Regions from separate parts of the Homo sapiens genome. Here region 2 is linked to region 1. A link is an interaction called in ENCODE POLR2A ChIA-PET data of the cell type or tissue named here. Cell type or tissue: CD4-positive, alpha-beta T cell. All regions are shown on one strand. Each heading gives the region's core, and the rest is flanking DNA. Links, peaks and the distances in the headings are about the cores only. Region 1 has its middle 14 kb from the start of PHF19. Region 2 overlaps PSMD5 (proteasome 26S subunit, non-ATPase 5).

Region 1 (4,393 bases), core at 171-4,170:
AGCAAAGGGAGAGCGTCCTCACTCATGTTGCACACATTACTGCCTTTACTAAGTCATTTAACAATGACATTCATAGATGAGGGTATTTCTGGTGTTGAAATAATCACAGCTGCCACTTATTAAGTGCCTGTTACATGCTAGGCACTTTACATCATCTTACTCAATCCTCCCAGCAACTCTGATAAGGTGGCACTGAGATTGTCCCCATTGTACAGACGAGGAAACTGAGGCTAAGAGAGGTTAGTCAGCTTGGCTAAGGTCCCAGTCGCTAGGAAATGGCAGGGCTATTGTCTTTCCATCTCTAAACTGCTGCTTTCCACTCTACCATCCTGCCCTCATTTCCTGAACACCTGCTCTGTGCAAGGCCCTGTGTGCAACCACAAAATGAATCATTCAAGTAGTCATGTATTCAATAACCCTTTTTTTCAGCACTTACTATTTTTATGGGCTTATTTATTTATAGCATGCCTTATTTCAGAAAGCACTTAACTTCTTTATTTGATATACAAGCATAAAATTTTACAGGAGTGGTCATGTGACAAGCATCAAACGAAAAACAGAAGTTGGAAAGGTCAGAAGCACCCAGGAATGACAGGTATACAAGTGTGGACCTTGAGGTCCTATATGCCATGGGGACAGGCCACAAATTGCCCTCTGACCTTTCTAGCAGCTAAAACTTGATCCCACGCAATTCAGTGTCCATAAGACACTGGCACACCATTGCTGAGGCAAATCAAAACTCTATTAGGCCCTGAGACCTGAGAGGTATTTTTTTAGAGAGTTGGCATGAAGAGAACACTGTTAAACGTGAGGAACAATGTCCCCAAACAGCCTCCCAATTGCACGTACGGCACAAGTCTCAGGGGCCGTTTCCTGTACCCGCTCCCCACCGCCTCCCCACTCCTACTCCGTGCTGGCCCAAGTCCCATAGCAGGAAAACAGCTCAAAAAAGAGAGAGCCGAGACAAGGCCAGGCAAGCACACCACCCTCTAGCTTCATCCACGTGTGGGGTTTGCCGCAAACATTGGTAATAGATGCTAAATTCAGGTCCCAGGTAAGTTTTGTTTGGTCTGAGCTGTGTACTTAAATGGCTTGAATTAGTTGTCAGCTTTAAACAAGTTTCACCTTTTTAAAAATTCAGATTTTTGGCATTCTCTTTTTAAAAAAGAGGGACTTGACAACATGGGGCCCACATTCCCAAAGGACAAGAATTTGCTAGAGCCAGTCGTTTTCCAGTCCCCGCATGGTCCCCTGGAGGCCTTTCTTTGCTTTGAACTTTCCTACCTGGCTCTGCAAGGCGTCAGGGGTTTGCAGCCTGTTTTAGGATGTTTTGAGCCCTGGCACATTTGTGTGCAGAAGGATCACCAGGAGACTTGTTTATAGCACAGGGTCCCTGGTCTGGCTCCTTGGATTTGGGGTGGGGCTCAGACAGGCATCCTTCTACCAGGTGACTGTGATGCTTCCGTCTCTCCTAACAAGCACGGAAGACTGGGTGGGGCCTGTGGGGGACTATACAGCTGCTCAATGCTACTGACTCAGATAAACAGATGACTAGTTTTCTTTCAACACAACAAATATGGCAAATATAGTGGGGTTCCGAGTTCAAGGTTATACTCCCCGAGGTGCCTGGAGTGCAGCTCCTCTAAGTGGCTGGGTGGGTCTTGAGTCGTGTGCTGTAAATTATGGTGGCGCTCCACCTGGGCTGCACCTTGAACCACCCGGGGAGCTTTTCAACCCACACTCTTCACCCCATGCCTAGGCCACATCCAGGCCAATCAAACCAGAGTCTCTGAAGATAAGAACACAGGCATCAGCATGTTAAGGTTCCCGGGGTGATCCCAAAGTACGGCAGGTGTGCGGGCTTAAGATTGAGCAAGGTTCTCTAGGCCAATACCTTCTCTAGATATTGACTGTAGCTGGACCAAGTTCCTCAGAGAGGGGAGGGGAGGGAAGGAGAGGAGAAGAAGGGGAAAGGAGGGGAGAGGAGGGGAGAGAAGGGAAGAGGGCGGGAGAGGCAGATGAGTAAATGGATCCTTACACTAACTGTGATGAGCAGAAACCCAGGCGCTCTGGGGCATGAGCAGGGATACCTAACCCAGCCCTGGGGGCTCAATCTCTCCCCACCCCTGCAGGAGAGGCTTGGGGTGAGTTTTGGGAATAAGGACCATCCAGCCACATGACGAAGGGGAAGGAAAATCCCCATCAAGGCAAAAACACAGTCCAAGGCTCTGAGGCCCAAATTCCGGGGAGAGGGGTGAAGGTTGTTTGTCGCACCTGGGTTAAAGGGTGGGGGTGGAGAGTAGGAGAAGAGGCTACACAGGTGAGAAGGTGTCAGATCACAAAGGGCCTTGTATGCCAAACTAAGAAGACTGAACTTGACCATGAAGTTAGGCAGACCCTCTGGAGAGTTTTAAAGCAAGGAGTCGTGTGGATGAACAAACCTGTGATGGGCTGGGGTTACCAAGGAGGGCTTCCTGGAGGAGGTCAGACTTGAGCTGAGGGAAGGATAGGATTTGGAGAGCTGACATTCTGATGAGCGGCTTCGGTTAAAGCTCACAAAAACCCTTCCCTCCCCCATGCCCTTTGAAATCATTTGAATCAAAGATTGCGTGTGTTAAAGACATGTTTGTCTGTTATCTGAAAGCTGTGGTTTCTCTTTAACAGATTCAGGGCCTCATCCTTTGACTCGGAACCAGGAAGGAATTAGGAGCGAGTCCTCCTGCCCAGAGAGCTAATTACTGAAATTCAGTGGCCTCACCAGGGCGAGTGGCGTCACCGGCCTGCATCCCCCAACAGCTCCTAATTTCTAACTGGTCAAAGTTAGACATTTCAGTACATTTTTATGGGCTGCCCAAAGCCAGCTGGAAGCTTTTTTTCCATAAACTCTCCCTGAGACAAGTAGCCAGGTTTCACATATTAAAATGAAAACGTCAAAAGCGTTAACAGGAAAAAAAAAAAAAAAAAAAAAAGCAGGCTCATTTGTGAGGCCTCAGCTCACAAAACCTGAATCAGGGTCCAACAGCATCTGCCTGTTTTTATTCTGCAAAGCTGAGATCAAGTTAAAAGGATGATGATAATCACTTGTTTATCTATTCACTCAGCAAACACTTATGGGACATTTACTGGGTGCCAGGTCTTGAACTGGGCACTGAGATGAGAAGCTGCCTGAGGCATGATGGTCCCATCCCACTGCCCTCCAGGGCTCAAAATACTTTATAGTTTACAAAGTGTTTTCACATGCAATTTTGTGAGCTGTGGGTGCCATTATTATCCACATTGCTTAATACATGGCAGAACCTGACCTTAGGTTGTCCAAGTCCAGATTCTAAGTCCAAGTCCAGTCCAGATCCTAGAGCCTGTCCACTCTTTCCTTCCTTCCTCTCTTTCTTTCTTGTTAGTTCTTTCTTTTTCTTTTTCTCTTTTTTCTTTCTCTTTCTTTCTTTCTTCCTTTCTTCTTTCTCTTTTCTTTCTTTCTCTCTCTCTCTCTTTCTTTTTTTCAAGACAGGGTCTTGCTCTGTCACCCAGGCCAGAGTGCAGTGGCACAATCATGGCTCACTGAAGGCAGCCTCAACCTCCCAGGCTCAATTGATCCTCCCAACTCAGCCTCCTGAGTAGCTGGGACTACAGGCGCCTGCCACCACACCAGGCTAATTTTTTAATTTTTCGTAGAGGCAGGGTTTCGCCATGTGGCCCAGGCTGGCCTTGAACTCCCAGGCTCAAAGGATCTTCCTACCTCGGCTTCCCAATTCCTGTGCTGGAATTACAGGCATGAGTCACTGCGCCCAGGCTACCTTGGTCCTTTTTTTTTTTTTTTTTTGAGATGGAGACTTGCTCTGTCGCCCAGGCCAGAGTACAATGGCATGATCTCAGCTCACTGCAACCTCCGCCTCCCAGGTTCAAGTGATTCTTCTGCCTCAGCTTCCCGAGTAGCAGGGACTACAGGCGCCTGCCACCATGCCCAGCTAATTTTTGTATTTTTAATGGAGACGAGATTTCACCATGTTGGCAAGGCTGGTCTCAAACTCCTGACCTCGTGATCCGCCCGCCTCAGCCTCCTAAAGTGCTGGGATTACAAGCGTGTGCCATCGCGCCTGGCCTCATCTGTTATTGGCCTAAGGTGGGCAATAGCTCCAAGAGGTTTAGCTGTCACTTATGATCTGTCCAGCATCCACCCCCACCTTAAAATTCTGGTTCCTTTTTGGAGGAGCTCCCCATTTTGAGGAAGGATAAAACTAGCACCCACCTCCCAAGGCCACCATCACTGTGAAATCCTAGTGGAGCTAAATCCTTCCATGGCATCTTATCCTGCCTGGCTAGTGGACAGGCACATGGAAAATGCAACACTAGCCAATCAGATAATCATTCTTGGGGCTGACTCTTGAGTGAGTGGTGA
Region 2 (4,393 bases), core at 241-4,240, 61 kb after region 1:
GATTATCTTGTTGAAATGTTAGGAGCTAAACAGTTACTCAGTAGATACTGAACTACTGTTTTTCCTTTTCTGTGTTTATTCAGCAAAAAAGGGCGCTGGGCACAGTGGCTCACGCCTGTAATCCCAGCACTTTGGGAAGCCAAGGCAGGCGGATCACCTGAGGTCAGGAGTTCAAGACCAGCCTGGCCAACATGGTGAAACCCTGTCTCTACACAAATACAGAAATTAGCTGGGCATGATGGCAGGTGCCTGTAATCCCAGCTACTCAGGAGCCTGAGGTGGGAGAATCGTTTGAACCCAGGAGGCAGAGGTTGTAGTGAGCTGAGATCGCGCCACTGCACTCCAGCCTGGGCGAAAGAGTGAGACTCCATCTCAAAAAAAAAAAAAAAAAAAAAGGTTGGGGGAAAGGGGGAAGATATCAGTTTATTCACTGGCCATTTATATGCCAGACACTGTAGCAGGTGCTTTGCCTGTTCGGTCTCATTTAATCTTCGTAACTATCCTGGAATTAAATATTGTGTTCCCATTTTACGGATAAGAAATGGGGCTAAAATTTGTGCAAGGTCAGTGTAGCTAAACATAGAGCTGGGTTTGTATTGTTTTCACTCACTGAACTATCTTACCTCTTTACCCACTTTCTTTTTTCTTTCCTTTCAAAGATGTGACTATACCATATGTGTGTTTGACTGAATGAATTTAGGTCATTTTGATTTTTTAATGAATTGATATATAGCTGTGATCACTAACTCCTAAAATAACTGTGCACTAAGGAAATTGGACCATCGTGTGTTTACCGTATGTTGCCCTACTTTAGAAGAGTGTTTCTGATTGTTTTTCTTTCAGATTGGAAGAATTGTTGAAAATTCTGATGCTGTTACTGAGATTCTAAATAATGCTGAATTACTAAAACAAATTGTTTATTGCATTGGTGGAGAGAATCTATCTGTAGCAAAAGCGGTGAGTCTACTAGAATCATTGACTTAAATGTGCAGAGACATCGGTGTCCCAAAAGATAAAGAAAGGCCTTCTGAATTGAGAGGTGAAGGTTTAGAATGGATGATTTGCGTAATGGAATTTACAACTTCATATGGATTGTGTAAAATAAATGGTTGTCAAGTAAATACTAGTAAACCCCTTTCATTTTCTAGGATATACATATCTACAGTATCCATCATAATTCTATGGGGGATACCTTGCGTCTTTTCCAATTATAAATAATAGCTAAAACATGGGCAAGGTGCATTCCATGCACTATTTTTACATCACTCTTATGAAGTAGATAATAACCTGCATTTTGGGAATGTAAGAGATATTTTCTTTCGTTATAAGGCTATCAAATCCCTGTCAAGAATATCACTAACCCAAGCTGGACTGGAGGCTTTATTTGAAAGCAATCTGCTGGATGATTTGAAAAGTGTAATGAAAACAAATGACATTGTTCGATACAGGGTGTATGAGGTAAGATAAAAAGCACACTTTCTCATGCTTACAAAGCAGAATGCAGTTTGGCTTATGCTGAAAAGCAAGATGGCTCATTAAGTATATAATCTGTGTTTGGCCCTACAGTAGGTGCTGGGAATATAAGGATGCATTCCCAGCCTAGTATGTGAGACAGTCATAAAAAATACTTACAGCCCAGCTCTATGGGAGGCAAGGGCAGGAGGACCCCTTGAGGCCAGGAGTTTCAGACCAGCCTGGGCAACATAGTGAGACCCCATCTCTACAACGATTTTAAAAATTAGCTGTGCATGGTGGTATGTGCATGTCGTCCCAGCTACTCAGGAGGTTGAAGTGGGAGGATCAACTGAGCCCAGAAAGTTGAAGCAGCAGTGAGCCGTGGTTGCACTACTGCACTCCAGCCTGGCCAACAGAGCAAGACCCTTTTTATATATATATATATATTTACAGTGCAATATAATTACTATGATAGAGAAGATATTGAAACCAGACTTGAAAAAATTTGTAGTAGTAATAAGAAATGGCCCTTATTTGTACCAGCTTTGTACTAAGCACTATGCTAAAATACTCACATATATTATCTTTAATTCTTACAGTAAACTTTGTATGTTGTTATCATTAACCTCATATTGATGGAGCAATTGATCCAAGACCACACAGTTAATAGGGTGCATGTTTGAAATAGAATCCTCTATAGTCTAATTCCATCTTCAGAACACTTTCTTACTTTGCATGTCATGATACCATACTATGCTGCTTTTCCTTCTACCTCTCAGTTTCTTCTCAGCCTCCTGGCTCATTATCCTCCGTTGAATCTTTAATTGTTGGAGTTGATGAAAACAGAGTTCCAAGCCCTGCTTTCACGGTACTCTACTCATTCCTAGGCAGTTTTACTCACTTATGATTTCACTTCCCATCAGTGATGATGCCTCTCAGATGTAAACTTCCAACTGAGACCTTTCTTCTGAGCTCGAACCTTCATGCTCAACTGCTTACTCACTCTTGGCCCCTTGGGTATATTCTAGGCCACTCAAACTCATGCTGAAATCAAATTCCTGATCTTCCTTATCCACCCTATCCCCCTAATAAAAAATAAGACAACAAACTGGCTGTGTCTCACAGTCTGCTTAGTTGGGTATTAGACCTTGGCTCATTCTGAGGCCTGTTTTCCTTGCCACATATCCATTCGGTCATCATATTTTGTTGATTTTATTTAAACCCCTGCATTTCTCTTCATTAGTACAGCTTCTACCACCCTAGACTAACTTACTGGTGTCACTCACCTGGGCTACTATATTTGCATCCAAACTGGTCTCCACTCATCCATTTTTATCATCCCTAGTCTATCTTCTCATGCAGTCAGAATGGTCTTTTAAAAGTCCAAATCTGATTGTGTCATTTCTCTGCTTAAAACCCTTCAGTGTCTTCCTATATCTCTCAGTAAGACCTCAGAACATACTTGCTGAATGAGTGAGTGAATGACTGACTGACTGACTGACAGGATGCCTGAATGAGTGAATGGTTTTATAATCTGTTTGTTGTGGCTGATTCAGGCTTTTGTACCCTGATTGATGATTGCTTGGGCGGGAAAGTGCTGATACACCTAGATATAATGGAACATTTCTGTGCCAAGGTGGCAGGGCATGGTGGCTCATGCCTGTAATCTCAACACTTCAGGAGGCCAGGGCGGGCAGATCACTTGAGGGCAGGAGTTCAAGACAAGCCTGGCCAACATAGCAAAACCCCATCGCTACTAAAAATACAAAACAATTAGCCAGGTGTGGTGGTGCATGCCTGTAATCCCAGCTACTGGGGAGGCTGAGGCACGAGAATCGCTTGAACTCAAGAGGCAGAGGTTGCAGTGAGCTGAGATCACGCCACTGCACTCCAGCCTAGGTGACAGAGTGAGACTCTGTCTCAAAAATAATAATAATAATAATCTGTGCCAAAGTAATTTCTTATGCGTTCACTGAAGTTTTTCTACTTAAAGAGACAAATAATGGATTTTTTAAAACTCATTTATAAAAAGTACCTAGTCCTACATTTAACTTAAAATGAGATCTATCAGGCGTAGGGCTGATTTGACCTTTTTCTTTTTTCTGTGTTTTTTTTTTTATTTCAGCTAATTATAGAGATTTCTTCCGTGTCACCAGAATCTTTAAACTACTGTACCACAAGTGGATTGGTAACCCAGCTCCTGAGAGAGCTGACTGGTGAGGATGTGTTGGTCAGGTGTGTTGACTGAGTTCTTAAAGTGAAATATCCTCTTTTGAAGGGCTGGGAAACAACCTTGGGACATCTGTGATTTTCTCTATTAGAGACTTTGCCCAGGTTGCAATCTCATGACTGATGTGTGTCCTGAAGGAGGGATCTTTAGAAAATTGTTCAAGTTACATCGTGACAACATACTGGAACTTGGGAAAGCCCCACATGACAATTCAGCTACTTTCAAGTGACTCTGTTCCATGTCCCTAGGCCTGTGTGCTCTTAAAAAGTTGCAATCATGTGGTAACTGCCATTTTGAATTACTAATATTTTATCATATTCATTTATTTTGGCATTGTTAAATAGCAACACTATGGCATGATAGAAAAAACATGGGCTAGGCCGGGTGCGGTGGCTCACGCCTGTAATCCCAGCACTTTGGGAGGCTGAGGTGGGCGATTCATGAGGTCAGGAGTTCAAGACCAGCCTGGCCAACATAGTGAAACCCTGTCCCTACTAAAAATACAAAAATTAGCTGGGTATGGTGGCATGTGCCTATATTCCCAGCTACTCAGGAGGCTGAGGAAGGAGAATTGCTTGAACCTGGGAGGTGGAGGTTGCACCACTGTACTCCAGCCTGGGCAACAGAGTAAGACTCTGTCTCAAAAAAAAAAAAAAAAAAGAATATGAGCTTTTCAAAATGAGGAAGACTTGGCTTGCATGCCTCTCT

Evidence for each region. Peaks named below come from ENCODE experiments on the same cell type or tissue, not always from the same donor. Only the 100,000 strongest peaks of a DNase experiment are listed, where the experiment ranks them.
Region 2: POLR2A ChIA-PET joins it to region 1 with 5 read pairs; 12 of 35 experiments call an interaction of 5 or more read pairs at or near these places.

Annotation. Positions count from the first base shown.
Region 1 is chr9:120,888,850-120,893,242 of GRCh38, reverse strand. It overlaps a transcript of PHF19 not described here. Among named protein-coding and RNA genes, the nearest start is that of PHF19, 14 kb to the right of the region's middle. RefSeq lists an enhancer at 403-622. In CD4-positive, alpha-beta T cell, for the core only: a CTCF peak has its summit at 3,269; DNase peaks (open chromatin) are centred at 332, 962, 1,502 and 2,582; H3K4me3 peaks cover 971 bases; H3K27ac peaks cover 3,833 bases.
Region 2 is chr9:120,828,396-120,832,788 of GRCh38, reverse strand. PSMD5 (proteasome 26S subunit, non-ATPase 5) reads left to right here. Exons shown (of 10, transcript NM_005047.4): 3 at 844-957; 4 at 1,330-1,458; 5 at 3,581-3,690. Among named protein-coding and RNA genes, the nearest start is that of PSMD5, 12 kb to the left of the region's middle. In CD4-positive, alpha-beta T cell, for the core only: no CTCF peak of the experiment used is centred there; no DNase peak of the experiment used is centred there.